Regions from separate parts of the Homo sapiens genome. Here region 2 is linked to region 1. A link is a contact called in ENCODE Hi-C or POLR2A ChIA-PET data. All regions are on one chromosome and are shown on one strand. Each heading gives the region's core, a stretch centred on a gene start or an enhancer-like site at or near the end of the contact. The rest is flanking DNA. Distances are from core to core; before and after follow the strand shown.

Evidence for each region. A loop is a pair of places that touch in the nucleus more often than their neighbours do. ChIA-PET counts read pairs that join two places held with the same protein, here RNA polymerase II (POLR2A). Pooled maps may share reads with other maps.
Region 2: a loop to region 1 is called in a pooled map, with 2.0 times the contacts of the local background. The contact joins the enhancer-like site here to the promoter of MRTFB in region 1. A Hi-C loop is called at or near these places in 2 of 168 maps with a recorded cell type or tissue (Calu3 and astrocyte of the cerebellum) and 5 of 50 pooled maps. POLR2A ChIA-PET finds 5 or more read pairs at or near these places in 3 of 52 experiments (Panc1, WTC11 and activated CD8-positive, alpha-beta memory T cell).

What each region holds. Positions count from the first base shown.
Region 1 is chr16:14,069,614-14,073,289 of GRCh38, forward strand. It overlaps MRTFB (myocardin related transcription factor B), which reads left to right and starts at 1,706. Exons shown (of 17, transcript NM_001308142.2): 1 at 1,706-1,752. RefSeq lists silencers at 1,481-1,950, 2,091-2,170.
Region 2 is chr16:14,153,732-14,157,407 of GRCh38, forward strand. The region is part of intron 3 of MRTFB (myocardin related transcription factor B); the gene reads left to right. Among named protein-coding and RNA genes, the nearest start is that of MRTFB, 84 kb to the left of the region's middle. Within about 2 kb of position 2,024, at least 2 of the 41 ENCODE cell types and tissues checked have a DNase peak (open chromatin) inside an H3K27ac peak, as active enhancers do.

The DNA.
Region 1 (3,676 bases), core at 456-2,955:
AACTGGAACTCCAGGCATGTGCCACCATGCCCAATTCTTTTTATTTTTTGTAGAGACGGGGTCTCACTGTGTTACCCAGGCTGGTCTAAAACTCCTAGGCTCAAGTGATCCTCCTGACTGGACCTCCTAAGGTGCTGGGATTACAGGAATGAGCAACCTTGCCCAGCCTACATCTATCTAGAACCTAGTAGCTGTGTTTCTCTGGAGAACCCTAATACAGGGTTGTTGGGAGGGCTAAATAAATTAATAAATAGACAGCACCTGGAGCAGGGCTCAGCACTTTGTAGCTGCCCAGCAGGTGTGATTTTCCTTCTTCACCCACTTCCTCCATCTGGTGAGTTGAGTGAGGTTGAAACATGCAAGGGCACCCACATGCTCTGGCCTGTACACAGCAATTGGTTCCGGGGAGAGTGGACAGGTTTGGAGCATGGGCAGGCCAGCACTTGCTGACATTGATGTGATTATCAGGTGGGCTGGGTAAGCCCATGCAGACGCTGTTGCAGGTGGAAGGCTACCTAGAACCTCCAGGGCTCCTGATCTTACAGCAGCCGGCCCAGATGAGCTAGCTCATGCTCGCTTGCTTGCAGAACAGGACCTACCTACAAGGTAGTGCTGGGCTCCGGACTCAGACCCAGGTTCAAATCCTATTTCACAATGGAAACAGGCTACTTTCTCCACCTCCAGGATTGCAAGAAGATTGGTATGACCTTGATATGCCCGCAATAAATGTTAGCCCTTCCTCTTTACAAACAATTATTATTTCATTAAGACTTACTCCTGGGAAGAAGTCACACTTTTCTGTGTGCTAACATCATGTACATTCTGATTCTCTGTCCTGTGTGCCATTCCATCATGCTCTCTACCAGCAAAACGCCACCAGTCTAAGGAGGAGACAGAACCGCATAAAAATAGTCACACAGTCTTCAGAGCTGCACAGGGAGTGGCACAGGGGCTTCACAGGCCTTGGGAAGTTTGTAAAGTGAGGGAGAAGCACTTTACTGTCGCCAGCTCCATTGAAAACAGATTGTAGCAAATGACTTCCCAGGAGCTCCTCCTCTCACCTTGGTGAATGTTGGGAGAGAATGAAGACTGCGGCTGAGAGGCAGCGCCTTGAGCCTTGAACGGAAAGAGGGACAGGGCCTGGGGGCTGTCACTGAGGTGCAGAAATGGGTTTTGGGCTGGGCATCAGACAACCCCAGATCCCAACACTGGCTCAGCCAATTCCTGGCTGTGTGACATGGAGCCATTACTGTACTTTCCTTGCCAGGCCTCCATTTTTCCTCTCTCTAGAATGGGGAGGCTGGTAATACCCACTTTGGAGGGCAGTGTGAGGACCGAAGGGGGCTGTTAAGTGCTCGGCGCGCAGCGAGCACTCAGGACGGGTGGCAGCGGTCACCTTTGTCGCCACCGTCCAAGCCTTTGCAGAGGCTCAGGGCCGAGCCCCGGACATGCGCATGCGCACGCGCACCCGGCCGGCCAGGTGAGAAGGAGGCGGCCGCCTCGCACCTGGGCTTTAACCCTTCCCAGTCACGGGAGTGGGCGGAGTGCACGCAGGGACGGAGTCGGGGGCGAGCAGCGAGAGAGGCCGGGCTTGACCCTTGAGGCGGGGTGGGCAGCGTCCGGGGAGCGCGCCGAGCCGCTTCTAGCCTGGGGTCCGCGCGCGCCGCGGGGAGGAGGGGGAGTGCCGAGGGGAGCGAAGTCTCGCGAGATCGCGCGGCGGCGGCGGGAGCGGCGGCGGCGGCGGCCGGGGAGGTGAGCGGCGGGCGGTGGCGGCCGTTGGGGGCTGAGGCCGGGTGAGAGCGGCCGAGACCGAGGGCTGGGTGGGGGAGCGGGCCTGGTGAACATCCCGCGTCCCAGGCAGCCATCCCTGTTCGTCCCCGCAGCAGCTGCGGCGCCGTTTGGTCCGCACCGTCCCCGGGACTCGCGCGGGGCGGGGCGGCCGGGGCCGCGGGCCGGTGCCTCCTTCAACCGGTCCTCGCGCCCGGGCGCGACCCCGGGGCCGCCTCAGTGTCCATCTCGACTGCAGAGTTGGCCCTGCTGACAGTGGCAGCGGCGTTTATGGAGCCTCTGCTGTGTGCCGGGCACTTAAGTTGCGCGCTTGCACGCCGGGGCTGCACAGAGAGGTGGAGCGCCCGGGCCAGAGCCACACTGCGAGGAGGCGGTGGGAGGGGACCGGGACCCCTGCGCCCCCTTCCTCTTCCCACCTCCCACTCCCCTCAGCCCTTTTCTCCTGGGGTCCCGACCAGGCTTCAGAGGGGGTGTCTGGGAGCGCCCTGAAGTTGGATGCAGCTTGGTATATGGGTTTCTTGGGAGAGAGTTTTTCCAGGGCTTTTGTCTCGTTCCTAAAAGGGTCCCCGATCCCCAAGTGGTCAAGAACCATTGTTTGGCCCTGCTTGGAAGCAGAGGTGGGCTGAGAGCAGCGGGCGTGTGCTGGTAGTGGGGTGTCAGGCCCAATGAAGTGGAATATTGGAGCCCAGGGCTTGCCTTAGGCAAAGGAAACTCTTCTCTAAAAGTTCGATTTTTGTTTCAGCACGCGATTCCACTCTTGGGAACAGTGGTTCTCAACCTCGTCAGAATCAAGGTCCCTTCTTCCCCTTTGCAGCAAACATGTATAAAGCCCTCTTTACTACCCTGAAATGAAATTCATAAACAATGTGACCTCCCTACACACATCCTTGAAAAGCAGTATGATGGTTTGATTGAAGCGTAAGGGCGAAATAGAGAACAGTATATGACAGATGTTGCTGTACCATTCACATCTAGGACATACTCTTGTGCTGGAAGACAGTATATACTGGGGTGCTTGTGCCAGCTTCTAATGAGTACATTTGTATTGGTTAAAAAAAATTAGGAGGAGCTATTTCAAACAAGAGCAAGCCTGGGCAATATAGCGAGATCCCACCTGTACAAAAAAAGAAAAAATTAGCGTGGTGTGGTGGCGCACACCTGTAGTCTCAGCTGCTTGGGAGGCTGAGGTGAGGGGATCTCTTGAGCCCAGGAGTTAAAGGCTGCAGTGAGCTGTGATTGCACCACTGCCCTCCAGCCTGGGCTACAGAGTGAGGCCGCTACTTCAGGGAAAGAGCAGAGATACAGACGGAGGTTGGGAAAAACACCTAGGTTGGCATAACCTGTTTCTTGCGAATTAAAGAGAGAAACAACCTAGATTGAACTAGGGATAACATGGCAAGACAAATAACAGACTGTCTCAATAAATACGTAAATATTAGCACAAGCCCTCCATGGATCCATATTTTTAAACTATATTGTAGAATTTTTTGTGTCACACACTCGAAGGGACAATACTGGCTTCCTAACAATTACCATTGGTAATAATTAATAAAATATTAACAAGGTTGAAAATTTTTGGTTCAATATCAGTATCTCACTTGTTTGTATATGCTCAGTATTCTGATACTACAATTGTATGTTAACGGTGTGTGGTGTGAGGAAACGATCGCTAATGTTTAGACAGTTTTCCCTTACTCTATTTAAGCTTCCCTTGCTACTTTCTCCTACATTACTGGAGTTTCCCTGCAATTTCTTATAAAAACTTTTAAATATTGTAAAGTAATGCCAGTTTATAGTGGGCTTAATCTGCCCGTTCATTTGAAAGACTCTCGTACCAGGCGAATCTTCATTATACAGATCTGTCCCACCTATGTGTTGTGTGAAGTCT
Region 2 (3,676 bases), core at 774-3,273, 84 kb after region 1:
TGAAAATACATATATTTCTTAAATGACCCCAAATGTTTCATGTACTTTTGAGGGTTATATAAATGTCAATTAGGTTCAGTTGATTAATAAAGTTGTTCAAGTCTTCTATACCTTTATTGATTTTCTTTTTATTTGTTCTACCAATTAGAGAGTAATGTTGAAAACTCCAACCACCAACATGGATTATTTCTCCTAAAGTCTACTCTGTTTTATATTAATAGCCCCTCTAAGTATCATGTGCTTACAACTACATGAAATATCTTTTTCTCATGCTTTTACCTTTAACCCATCTGCATCTTTATATTTAAAGTGAGTTTCTGGTTGGACATTGTGGCTCATGCCTGTAATTTCAACACTTTGGGAGGCCAAGGTGAGAAGATCGTTTGAACCCAGGAGTTCAAGATCAGCCTGGGCAATAAAGCTAGACCCTGTCTCTACAAAAAAATTTTAAAAATTAGCCAAGCATGATGACACACACCTGTAGTCCCTGCTACTTGCGGGGCTGAGGTGGGAGGATTGCTTGAGCCCAGGAGTTTGAGGCTACAGTGAGCTAGGATCACACTACTGCACTCTAGCCTGGTGACAGAGCGAGACTCATCTCCGTTTTTGAAAAATTTTTTAAATGTTAAGGATAAGCTTGCTGTTAAAGTAGAAATTAAAAAAGAAATTTTAAAAATAAAATGGATTTCTCATAGATAGCATAGAGCCGAATCTTTTTAAAATGTAGTCTGACAATCTCTTACAATTTTAATTGCAATATTTAGATCATTTACATTTAAGGTAATTATTGGTATATGTGGTATAATAGTTATCTATTGCTTTGTAGTGAATTTCTTTAAACCATAACAGCCAAATGCAGCATGCATTTATTATCTCACAGCTTCTGTGGGTCAGGAATTCAGGCATGTCTTAGCTGAGTACCTCTGCCTCAGAGTCTCTCAGGAGTCTGTAATCAGAGTGTCAGCCAAGGCCAGAGTTTCATCTGAAGGTTCAACTAGGGAAGGGTTCATGTCCAAGCTTACTTACTTTGCTTTTAGCAAGATTCAGTTCTTTTAGGACTGTTGGACTCAGAGCCTGAGTTCCTTGCTGACCATTGGCTGGAGGCCACCTGGGTCTCTCTGACATGACAGTTTTCTTTATGAAAGCCAGTAAGAGAGAAGTCTTCTGGCAAGACAGAGTGATAATCTCTTGTAGCATTCCTTAAACTTAACCATATTCGATTGATTAGAAGCAAATTACTCTAAGGGAGAGGATTATACAAGACCATAAATACTAGGAGGCAGGGATCCCTGGGACTACCCTAAAGGCTGCCCATCACAATTGAGTTCAAATCTATCATCCATCATCTTGCTCTATGTATATATATTTTTTTGTCTTATGTGTTCTGTCTCACTTCATTCTTCTTGTCTTACCTTGTTTAATTTTTTCCCATTTTACTTTATTTTTATTTTACAGTGCCTTATTAGATATACCTCTTTTTTTCAAGTATTCCCTGATCTTTTAAAATGCATATCTAATATGCTGTTAATCCCACCCAATAAAAGTTTATTATTTTCCTTTTACCTTTAGAAGTTTTATTTTGTTCTTTTTTTACTGTCCATGTTTCTCCATGTTATATTTATGTTTTAAATACTTGTATATAGTTATAGTAGCTGTTAATAGTTTCATTTATTTTCATCATTCTGGGTCTGTTTTTATTGATGAATTTTCCTCCTATTTAAGAGTTGCATTTTCCTGCTTCCTGGTGTAAGTAGTATAGTAATTTTTCATTGGATATAATTTTGTGAATGTTGCATTACTGAGTGGAATTTGTTTTTGTTGTCTTCAGTTAAAGAAAGTTGGGCTTTGGTTTGGTAGGCAGCTAAGTAACTTTTGGATCACCTTCAAGGCCTTTCTTAAATTTTTTAGGAAAGATCTAGGGTAGCATTCGTGCCAGGGAGACTCCCCTTAAAGGTATCTCTGCTGCATGCCCTGCTAAGTGCCCCAGGGAGGACATTTCACTCAGGCTGGTTGCAGTTCGAACGTTTCCCGACCTTGTATGCACTCTGGGAAGTATTTAGCTTATAGTCCCTGGTCATTTCTTGCCCAAACTTGTGAGATTTTACTCTGTGTACATACAGCTTAGCACTCAGCAAAGACTCCAGGGCACCATTAGGCAGGTTTCTGGAACTCTTTTTCAGCATAGATCCTGTTTTTCACAAATCTTCCCTGAAACTTCAGCTGCCTTAGCCTGCTTAAGCTCTCCTCTCATCTCTGTCTCCTCAGTTCAGCAAGCCTAACAAGCTCCTGTGTGATTTCTCCCTCCTCTTACCCACAGTCTAGAAATTGCCTCCAGGCAGAAAGTTAGGGCAATTATGGGCTCATCTCATTTGTTTCCCTCCTCTCAGGGGCCACAGCCCTGCATTACCTGTTTGCCAATGTGTGAAAGCAATTGTTTCATGTATTTTGCCCAGTTTTCTAGTTTCTTATGGCAGGAAGTTAAGTCCAATGATTGTTATTCCATCATGGCTGGAAAACGAGGGTCTGGAATTGGGATTTTCACATAGGACCTTTGCTTTTCCTGTGACACATGCTTCCTCTCAGTACATATGGATGAACTTTCTGACTAGGACTACAGTAGCAATATCAGTTTATTTTTGGACCCACCCAAACGCTCAGACCTTACTGGAAGTACCAAGTTGCTCTGCTTTTTGATCAGTGGATGAACGAAATTAAATTGTTGGTTAAAGACCAGGCTAATAGTTATGGTTGGTTCTCATGGCAAGTAGCTTTTCACTTTTGCTGTTGATACAGAATGGTCAGCAAGACTGTCATAGAAGATACCGTGCTAGGGCCTCTGGGATTGCTTGGAGATAATGGCATGGTCATTCCATTGGTTCAAGAAGTCATCTCTTTTTTTAAATTTGAAGCCTCAAGGAGGAAAGGTTTCACTGGTTGGCAGAATCCATTGTTCATTAATAAATAATTAATTGTGTATTATTTTCTCTTATAGAAATATTGAAATTTTAAAATATTCTCTTTTCCTCAGTATTTGAATTTGATTCAACTTGGCAAAAGATTCAGCCTTTAAAAGAGACAACTAAAGACTGTATTTTCCTTCTCACATGTATATTAAATGGGAACTTTCTTGTCAGGATAATCTAGGTTATAGTAAGAAAAAAAGCAAGGAATAATAGATCTATCACGGGTGCAGCTAACCATCCTTTTCACACCCTCCCATCATGCGTTCCTCCCATCAACCACTCCCCACTCCCCCATGCAAAGGAAAAGGTCTTGCAATGAAATATATCAAATTATTTTGGAAATTTACATGCATATAAACTATTTTCATCTCTTTTCTATAGTTTGCATTTTTCATAATGTGCACATAGTACTTTTATATCAATGAAGGTAGAAATCTTTTTTAAACAAATGTCATATAATAGGGAATATCAGAGTGACTTGGTAGCTCATGATTATATTGTGATATTGGGAGGATTCTACTTAGAGCTAATTGTCCAGTCAAATCTTCACAACATGTCATAGATTCTCATTCTTTATTGAACACCAGAGCTTTAAAGAAGAATTTAGGTTGATAAAGAGTTTTGAGTGGTAGAATAGAAATAAGATAGAATATCACTGAGGTTATCTGATAATACCACTCAAAAGTACACATCAGCATGATCATGGAAACATA